2 separate regions of the Homo sapiens genome follow, and region 2 is linked to region 1. A link is an interaction called in ENCODE POLR2A ChIA-PET data of the cell type or tissue named here. Cell type or tissue: GM12878. All regions are shown on one strand. Links, peaks and the distances in the headings refer to the core of each region. The heading gives the core; the rest is flanking DNA.

The links. Peaks named below come from ENCODE experiments on the same cell type or tissue, not always from the same donor. Only the 100,000 strongest peaks of a DNase experiment are listed, where the experiment ranks them.
Region 2: POLR2A ChIA-PET joins it to region 1 with 7 read pairs; 2 of 35 experiments call an interaction of 5 or more read pairs at or near these places.

The regions. Positions count from the first base shown.
Region 1 is chr17:41,674,226-41,678,607 of GRCh38, forward strand. No RefSeq gene overlaps it. Among named protein-coding and RNA genes, the nearest start is that of EIF1, 12 kb to the right of the region's middle. In GM12878, for the core only: no CTCF peak of the experiment used is centred there; a DNase peak (open chromatin) is centred at 2,386; H3K4me3 peaks cover 1,163 bases; H3K27ac peaks cover 1,807 bases.
Region 2 is chr17:42,285,437-42,289,818 of GRCh38, forward strand. STAT5A (signal transducer and activator of transcription 5A) reads left to right here and starts at 3,062. Exons shown (of 19, transcript NM_001288718.2): 1 at 3,062-3,162; 2 at 3,966-4,103. The coding sequence starts at 3,976. It also overlaps a transcript of STAT5B not described here. RefSeq lists enhancers at 1,776-1,835, 2,119-2,619, 4,066-4,125 and silencers at 2,636-2,715, 2,736-3,415. In GM12878, for the core only: no CTCF peak of the experiment used is centred there; a DNase peak (open chromatin) is centred at 2,315; H3K4me3 peaks cover 3,299 bases; H3K27ac peaks cover 2,271 bases.

The sequences.
Region 1 (4,382 bases), core at 190-4,189:
TAGGTGATCTGCCCGCCTCAGCCTCCCAAAGTGCTGGGATTACAGGCGTGAGCCACCGTGCCCGGCCTTGTTTCTTAAGGTATTGGTACATCAGGACATTTCCTGGGTCTGTTCATTAAACACGATTAACTTGTTTGTTCCCTTAACTGTAAATTTTTTTGTTAAAAAAAATCAGTTCAAAATAATCCTTATGCTGAAGAAGTATATTTGGGGCAGCATATTCCGGTCTATGGTCATATTTTGGGGTGGCATATTCTGATCTCCTACAATTTAAAGGTATAATTTAAAAATAAAAATAAAAATTTCAGCCAGATGCAGTGGCTCACACCTGTAATCCCTGCACTTTGGGAGGCCAATGTGGGCAGATCACTTGAGGCCAGGAGTTCAAGACCAGCCTGGCCAACATGACAAAACCCTGTCTTTACAAAAAATAACAAAATTTAGCCAGGTGTGGTGGCGCACGCCTGTAAACCTAACTACTCAGGAGGCTGAGGCAGGAGAATCACTTGAACCCGGGAGGCAGAGGTTGCAGTGAACCGAGATCACACCACTGCACTCCAGCCTGGGTTACAGAACAAGACTCCATCTCAAAAAAAAAAAAAAAGAAAGAAGGAAAATTTTGGATGTTTCTAACCCCTCCTGCTCTCTAGAGGTTCTATAAACCTGCAACCCTCTTTTTTTTTCCCCAGTACTGAAATAGGTCTTGGCTGTACACATTTGGGGGCAAGCAGGGAGCAGGGATAAACTGACCTGCAAAACCAGAGACAGAAAAGTTGAAGGTCTGCAACTGGGAGGGGATCAAAGGAGGAGATGAAGGAGCCAACAAAACAGGTTCTAGATGGGAGAAAGCAACCCCCATAGAGAGGTCAAGAGGGATCTAAGCAAGTTAAGACTTTTGAGATATGGGGTGTGTGTGCATTTGTGTGTGTGTGTGTGTGTGTAAATGCCCTCCCCCACCTCTTTCAGGGGTCACTGAGTAAAGTTTACATCACTCACACTGAAGCTGTCCTCACAAGTTTGACAAAAACTCTGGATAGGAATACAGGTATAATTAAGCATTAATCGGGCTGCTCTTTGGCCCAGTTCCTTGTAACCTAAAATCACCTAACACTCAGTACTGAACATCTGCATTTCCATGTTCCTACAGATAGGATCTCTGACATTAGAATCATGAGACTTCTGTTTAAGAATTGCTGAAGATGGCCAGGTGTGTTGGCTCATGTCTATAATCCCAGCACTTTGGGAGGCCGAGGTGGGTGGATCACCTGAGGTCAGGAGTTTGAGACCAGCCTGGCCAACACAGAGAAACCCCATCTCTACAAAAATACAAAAATTAGTTGGGCATGGTGGTGCATGCCTGTAATCCCAGCTACTAGAGAGGCTGAGGCAGGAGAATTGCTGGAACCCGGGAGGCGGAGGTTGTAGTGAGCCCAGATTGCATCATTGCACTCCAGCCTGGGTGACAGAGTGAGAATCTGTCTCAAAAAAAAAAAAAAAAAAAAAAAATTGCTGAAGATGTTTCTCCAATCCTGAATTCCAATGGAACAGCTGATGCCAACCAGTTTGAAGGTTCCCACGGAGTAATCAAATTAGCATAAGAATGCAGTTTCTTCATTTCCCTGTAGGTGAATTCACCTTGCACCAATCAATGATCAGTTCCCTCCAAAACCCTTAAAATTCCTAGCCCCAAACTCCTCAGGGAGATGGATTTGAGGTTTCCTCTGGTCTCCTCATTCAGCAGCCCTACAATTAAGCCTCTTTCTCTGCTACAACCCAGTATCTCAGTTACTGGCTTTCCATATGCACATCGAGCAATAAACCTACTACGGTTATAACTTGTGTTTTAAGTGAAAATGAATTCTTTGGGGAGACTGTGAAGAGCTGCCGAGGACTGCACACAGACTGACACAGCACAGAGCAAAGGGAGCCTCAAAGAATTTGGTGTCTTCATAAATCTACACAAAACCAGATGGAAAGAGGCCAGAATGGGTCCTGGTCATCTCTGGGTGGTGACTGATTTAACAGGTGATTTTTTGGTTGCTTTGCGACTTTTTAATTTTTTATGCAACAGGCATTGCGATATTGAGATATGATATGAAAAGTTGTTTGATATTGGTCCCCAGTTCCTGGCACAGAGCCCTAATGTAATATAATAAATTAATATTTGTCTTTTGTCCCCAGCTCTTGAAATATCCCTGGAGCAACAAAAGTTAAAGGAACATCTTTTGTTATCAAAACAAGCCTGTTTCAACCACACAGGAGTTTAAGTTAATGAGTGACTTTTGGAAAGCCCCTAAGGAGGGGGGCTGGATGCCAGGGGAACCAAGCATGTGATTAGAGAAGTAGAACTTTCAGCCCCACCTCCTGGCCTCTGGGGAGGGAAGAGAGGCTTGAGATTGAGTTTAATCACCAAGGGCCAATGATGTAATCAACCATGCCTACATAATGGAAGCACCATAAAAACCCAAAGGACCCATCAAGGTGTTGGGAGGATGGTGCACCCGAAAGCACGTCAAAGCTCCCCACACTTCTCCACACCTCACCCTGTGCGTCTCCTCCATCCTGCCAGGTTTGTTTTGTTGTTGTTGTTGTTGTTGTTGTTTGTTTTGTTGTTGTTGTTAAGAAGGAGTCTGGCTCTGTTGCCAGGCTGGAATGCAGTGGAGCAATCTTGGCTCACTGCAACCTCTGCCTCCCGGGTTCAAGCGATTCTCCTGCCTCAGCCTCCCAACTAGCTGGGACTACAGGCACCCGCCACCACACCCGGCTAATTTTTGTATTTTTAGTAGAGACAGGGTTTCATCATGTTGGCCAGGATGGCCTTGATCTCCTGACCTTGTGATCCACCCGCCTAAGCTCCCAAAGTGCTGGGATTACAGGCGTGAGCCACCGCGCCCTGCCTGTTTTGAGTTTTGTTTTGTTTTGTTTTTTGAGACAGCGTCTCACTCTGTCTCCCAGGCTGGAATGCAGTGGTGCGATCTCAGCTCAGTGTAACCTCTGCCTCCCAGGTTCAAGCAATTCTCCTGCCTCAGCCCGTTGCTGGGATTACAAATTGCTGGGATTACAAGTGCCCACCACCACACCTGGCTCATTGTTGTAGTTTTAGTAGAAACAGGGTTTCACTGTTTTGGCCAGGTTGGTCTTGAACTCCTGACCTCAAGTGGTCTGCCCGCCTCGGCCTCTCAAAGTGCTGGTATTGTAGCAATGAGCCACTGCACCCAGCCATCTGCTGTTTTTTAGTTGTATTCTTTTATAATAAGCTGTCAGCCTGGTAACTCAACTGTTTTCCTGAGTTCTGTGAGCCATTCTAGCAAACTATCAAATCCAAGGAGGGGTTGTGGGAACTCCTGATTTATAACCATTGGCCAGAAGCACGTGAAGCGCAGACTTGTGGCTGGCATTGCAGTGGGACAGTCTTAAGGAATTGGAGGCTGCAGTGAGCTATGATCACACCACTGCACTCCAGCCTGGGCAACAGAGCAAGACCCTGTCTCTAAAAGTAGATAGATAGATAGATAGATAGATAGATAGATAGATAGATAGACAGACAGATAGATAAAATTTTAAAATGAAGTGGGGTAGTATTGTAGAGTTAAGCCATTAACCTGTATAGTCTTGCAATAGGAGTTCCACAGGACTGGTTTTGCAAGGTACAGGTCACGAAGACCCCTCTGATAAAACGAGATGTGGTAAAGAAGCCAGCCAAAACCAAGATGGTAATGAAAGCGACCTCTGGACTGGGCGCGGTGGCTCACGCCTGTAATCCCAACATTTCGGGAGGCTGAGGCAGGCATATCACGAGGTCAGGAGATCAACACCATCCTCACTAACACGGTGAAACCCCATCTCTACTAAAAATACAAAAAATTAGCTGGGCCTGGTGGCACGTGCCTGTAGTCCCAGCTACTTGGGAGGCTGAGGCAGGAGAATCGCTTGAACCTGGGAGGCAGAGGTTGCAGTGAGCTGAGATCGTGCCACTGCACTCCAGCCTGGGCGACAGAGCAAGACTCTGTCTCAAAAAAAAAAAAAAAAAAAAAAAACAAAAAGAAAGCAACCCAACCTCTGGTGTCCTTACTGCTTATTATATGCTAATTATAATGTATCAGCCTCGTGGTCAGCAACCCATTTTTGGGTCCCCTCTCACTGTCGAGAGCTTTTCTGTCCCTCAATAAATTCTATTCTGCCTTACTCACTCTCTGCTGTCCATGTACCTCATTTTTCTCAGTCATGGGACAACAATTCGGAACTCATTGAACTACGGGGGTAAAAGAGCATAAAAACTTCTTAGTAATTTTCCACCAATCTCCCTACCCTGTTCCTTGGCTATAAATCCCCAATTTTCCCTATTGTAGAGAGAGTGAAACCCAGTCTCTCTCCTCTGCTAC
Region 2 (4,382 bases), core at 139-4,138, 610 kb after region 1:
CCATCTAATACTGTGACTTGGATTTGGGGGTGAAGAGCAGTTAGGGGCAAGGAGGCCAGCCTCGGACCGCAGCTCAGTCAGACCCTTGACAGTTTCTGATCTTCCTGAACCCCCATCCCGTGGCCTCAGTTTTCTCCTCCACAGCCTGGTTCCCCAAAATCACCAGGGCACTTTGTGGTGGGAAATCACCCACACAAGGGGACAAACAAGGGGACTGAAAGCAAAAAGAAACCCCAAATTTGACATTTCTGGGTAGTTGTGTTATCTGGAGCCACGACTACAGTCACCTCTTCCCAACCCAACTCTGACACCCTTCCCTCTACTCCCTTGGGTGCCCTTTGCCCATCCTGGGAAAGTTCCATAGCTCCTCCTCCTCCCCACTGCATCTCAAAGGGAGAACAGGCCTGAAGAAATGGAGAGAAACCCAGACAGAATCAGAGAACCAGATGGAGACCTAAGGAGACAAGGGAGAGACACAGAGAGAATAAAAGCCAGAGTGGGGGCCGGGCATGGTAGCTGATGCCTGTAATTCCAGCACTTTGGGAGGCCGAGGCGGGTGGATCACCTGAGGTCGGGAGTTCGAGACCAGCCTGACCAACATGGAGAAACACCGCCTCTACTAAAAATACAAAATTAGAAATACAAAATTAGCCAGGAGTGGTGGCACATGCCTGTAATCCCAGCTACTCGGGAGGCTGAGGTAGGAGAATCGCTTGAACCTTGGAGGTGGAGGTTGCTGTGAGCCAAGATCGCGCCATTGCACTCCAGTCTGGGCAACGAGAGCGAAACTCCATCTCAAAAAAAAAAAAAAAAAAAAAACCCAGAAGGGGAAATGTGCAATGAAAGACACAGATATTCGGGGCCTTACAGTCAGAGACCAAATGAGGGATGGTCAACCAAGGGCACAGCCACTGGGCACAGGGTCAGGGTGGGAGGCACGGGAGGGCTCTGAAAACACAGCCACACACCCTTTTAGGCCCATCCTTCCCATTCTGTACTCTGGCACCTCAATGCTAGCTTTTTAGGACCTAGGACTACCCACACTAAAGCCAAGCCCGGCCCAACCAAGACAGATGTTTGGTGGGTGGGGCTGCCTGCTGGAGCAACAGGCCTCTGCAGGCCCTGGAGGAGAAGTCTAGAGAGGTGGCTGCCTGGAAGAGAGCAGGCAGGACCCCCTCTCTTAAGCAGGCACCCCCACCCCATCAGGTGCCCAGATGTCAGTGCATGGCAAGGGTGGCCCTCTGCCCTCCAGACCTGGGTGAGAGGACTTGAAAACCTGAGGAATCTGCTCCCATCAACTGACTTCCACACCTGCCTGAAGGGAACTGCTGGAGGGCACAGGTGCCAAGTGGGACCCACCCAAATGTGGCAATGGGTTTGTATCCAGCCACCGACAGGCTGCATGACGGTGGCAAAGTCACTTCCCCTCTCTGGCCTTTGTTTTTCCACTTGTAAAATCATCTTTATGGTCACTTCCAGCTGTGGCACTTGGCTTTCATTCCAGTTGACCCCCTAGCTCTGTGTCTGACCCTCCCCTGCCAAATCCATTGCTCAGAGTGGGAAAGGAGAGGAGAGGGACTATACTTCCTCCTCCCTGGGGCCCCCTGCAGAGCATCTGGGAAGCAAGGCTTCCCTACATCCTCCATGCACCCCCTTAGAGTTTTCAATTCCTTTCCTCGTGATCCTGCCAACTAAGACACTGTGACCACACAGAGAAGGTGGGGAGAACGCAGACATTTTGGCTTCTGCAGCTTTGAAGTTCTTTTTTTTTTTTTCCTCTGAAGTTAAAAGAATGAAACTGGGAGAGGTAGTAAGGGGCAAGAAAGGAGAGTGGAAATGGAGAGAAAAGGGCAGCTCTGAGAAGCAGCTGGGGAGGGAGGCAGATGAGAATGCACCCCCCCCAACAGAACATGCAGTCTTGGCCCAGCTGTGCTGTGAGTGGGCAGCTGGGCTGGCCCCTCCTCTGGTGCTGCCAACCCGCTGCCAGGCAGAGGGGAGGCCCAGAGGAGAGGGAAGCTGGGCAAAGGGGATGGAAGGCGTCCAGCCCGACCTTACCAAACCCCTTGGGCCTCGTGGGAAGGGGCCTCTTGGAGAGGGGGACTGAGGCTCTAGACAGGATATTCACTGCTGTGGCAAGGCCTGTAGAGAGTTTCGAAGTTAGGAGGACTCAAGACGGTCCCTCCCTGGACTTTTCTGAAGGTAGAACCAGCCTCATAAGTAACTAGGCTGGGTGAACGGGGGCGCTGGCTAGTTTATGGATCACAGTCGGCTGGTGAGGCCACGTGCCTACTGTGTGGCCCTGGGTGGCCCCGGGCAAGCCCCTTTCCCTCTCAGGACTTCCATTTCTTACCTGCAAAATTGTGGAGAGGGGGAGGGCTGAAACACATGACTGCCAAGATTCTTTCCAGTTCCTCCGTCAGGGTTGAGTTTAGATGGCCGGAGTAAAAGAAGGAGGGAGGTGCTGCGGTGGTGGGGGTGATCTTGGCTTCACTAGAATCCCCAGTTCTTCCCCTCTCTACAGTTTTGTCTCTGAGGTCACAAAACCTGTGGCCCCCAAGACACACATGCGCACACACGCGCGTGCACACACACACCCCACACATTTATTTTTTAATCTAGGGGCTCAAAAGATGACACGCGCCAGAGCTGGAAGGCGTCGCCAATTGGTCCACTTTTCCCTCCTCCCTTTTTGCGGATGAGAAAACTGAGGCCCAGGTTTGGGATTTCCAGAGCCCGGGATTTCCCGGCAACGCCCGACAACCACATTCCCCCGGCTATTCTGACCCGCCCCGGTTCCGGGACGCTCCCTGGGAGCCGCCGCCGAGGGCCTGCTGGGACTCCCGGGGGACCCCGCCGTCGGGGCAGCCCCCACGCCCGGCGCCGCCCGCCGGGAACGGCCGCCGCTGTTGCGCACTTGCAGGGGAGCCGGCGACTGAGGGCGAGGCAGGGAGGGAGCAAGCGGGGCTGGGAGGGCTGCTGGCGCGGGCTCGCGCGCTGTGTATGGTCTATCGCAGGCAGCTGACCTTTGAGGAGGAAATCGCTGCTCTCCGCTCCTTCCTGTAGTAACAGCCGCCGCTGCCGCCGCCGCCAGGAACCCCGGCCGGGAGCGAGAGCCGCGGGGCGCAGAGCCGGCCCGGCTGCCGGACGGTGCGGCCCCACCAGGTGGGTGACCCGGTGGCGCGTCCTCGGCGGCGCGCCGAGAGGGGACACTCTACTGCCGCCCCGGCACCTCCGGCACCCGGAGCTCGACGGCCGGGCGCAGCGCGGGGATCAGTCCCCGGCACTGCGAGGGAGTTGGCCCAGCGCAGACGAGGGACGGGGGGACGTGGGGACAGGGGTCGGGGATGAAAGGCAGAGGCCAGGGAGGGCGCCGTCCTGGCACGCCTCGGAGAGGGAGCACCTGTCGGGCTGGACCCGGGGAGGCACTAGTGCACAGATGGGGGAGCAGCCGAAGAGGGGAGCGCCCAAGTCCTCAGCCCTGTCTCCTGAACAGCCCCAGCCACGTGCCCGAAAAGCCCTAGCCGTCGAGTGGGAGCCGTCGTGGCGCTGGCCTAACTTCGGGTTGGAATATCTCCCCTTCCCAGAAACCGGGCCCGAGGTGGGCTGGGGGATCCTTGCAGCCCTCTCCAGGGGGCCTGTGGGCCTCCCGCCGTCAAGTTTCTCTTTCAGTTTCTGGCCGTCCCCCTCACTAGGGAAGCTCCGGTGGGGCGAGGGGAGAGGAAGACGGGGAGGGCACCTGCCTCTGCAGAGCACCTTCCCCTCCCCTTCAGCGGGTTCCTTGTTGGAGGGGATGGGCGGCCCTCCACTCCTCACCATCTCTGTTCCCGCACAGGAAAGCTATCTGTGGGAGGGGAGGGGCCTGGCCTGGCCGCGGTCCAGGGATAGGTAGGCATGGCAAGGCCAGGGGCAGGCCCGGTTCCTTGGCCTCTGCAGAGGAGAGCGCTTCAGCGCTCGGCTCGCCCTAGGTGAACGGCCATGGCGGGCTGGATCCAGGCCCAGCAGCTGCAGGGAGACGCGCTGCGCCAGATGCAGGTGCTGTACGGCCAGCACTTCCCCATCGAGGTCCGGCACTACTTGGCCCAGTGGATTGAGAGCCAGCCATGGTAGGCACGTCCCGCCCTGCCCCTCCTCAGAGGGTCCCTACCATCCAGGCCCTTTGGCCTCTAGTTTTACTCATGGTGGTTTGGTGTGACTCTGGTCCTGCCTGTCCTTCTTTGTGCGGAAGGGGTGGTGCCCCTGGGAAAGGGGAAGCCTGGGAGGACAGAGAATGTTTTTAGACTCGGATGTCTGTGGAGCTGCTGGGAACAAGTCTTGTGGGCCCTGGAGTGCCCTCGGTCATGAGCCTGGGGTTTCCACTTTATTCCAGCTCCCTGACCTCCTTG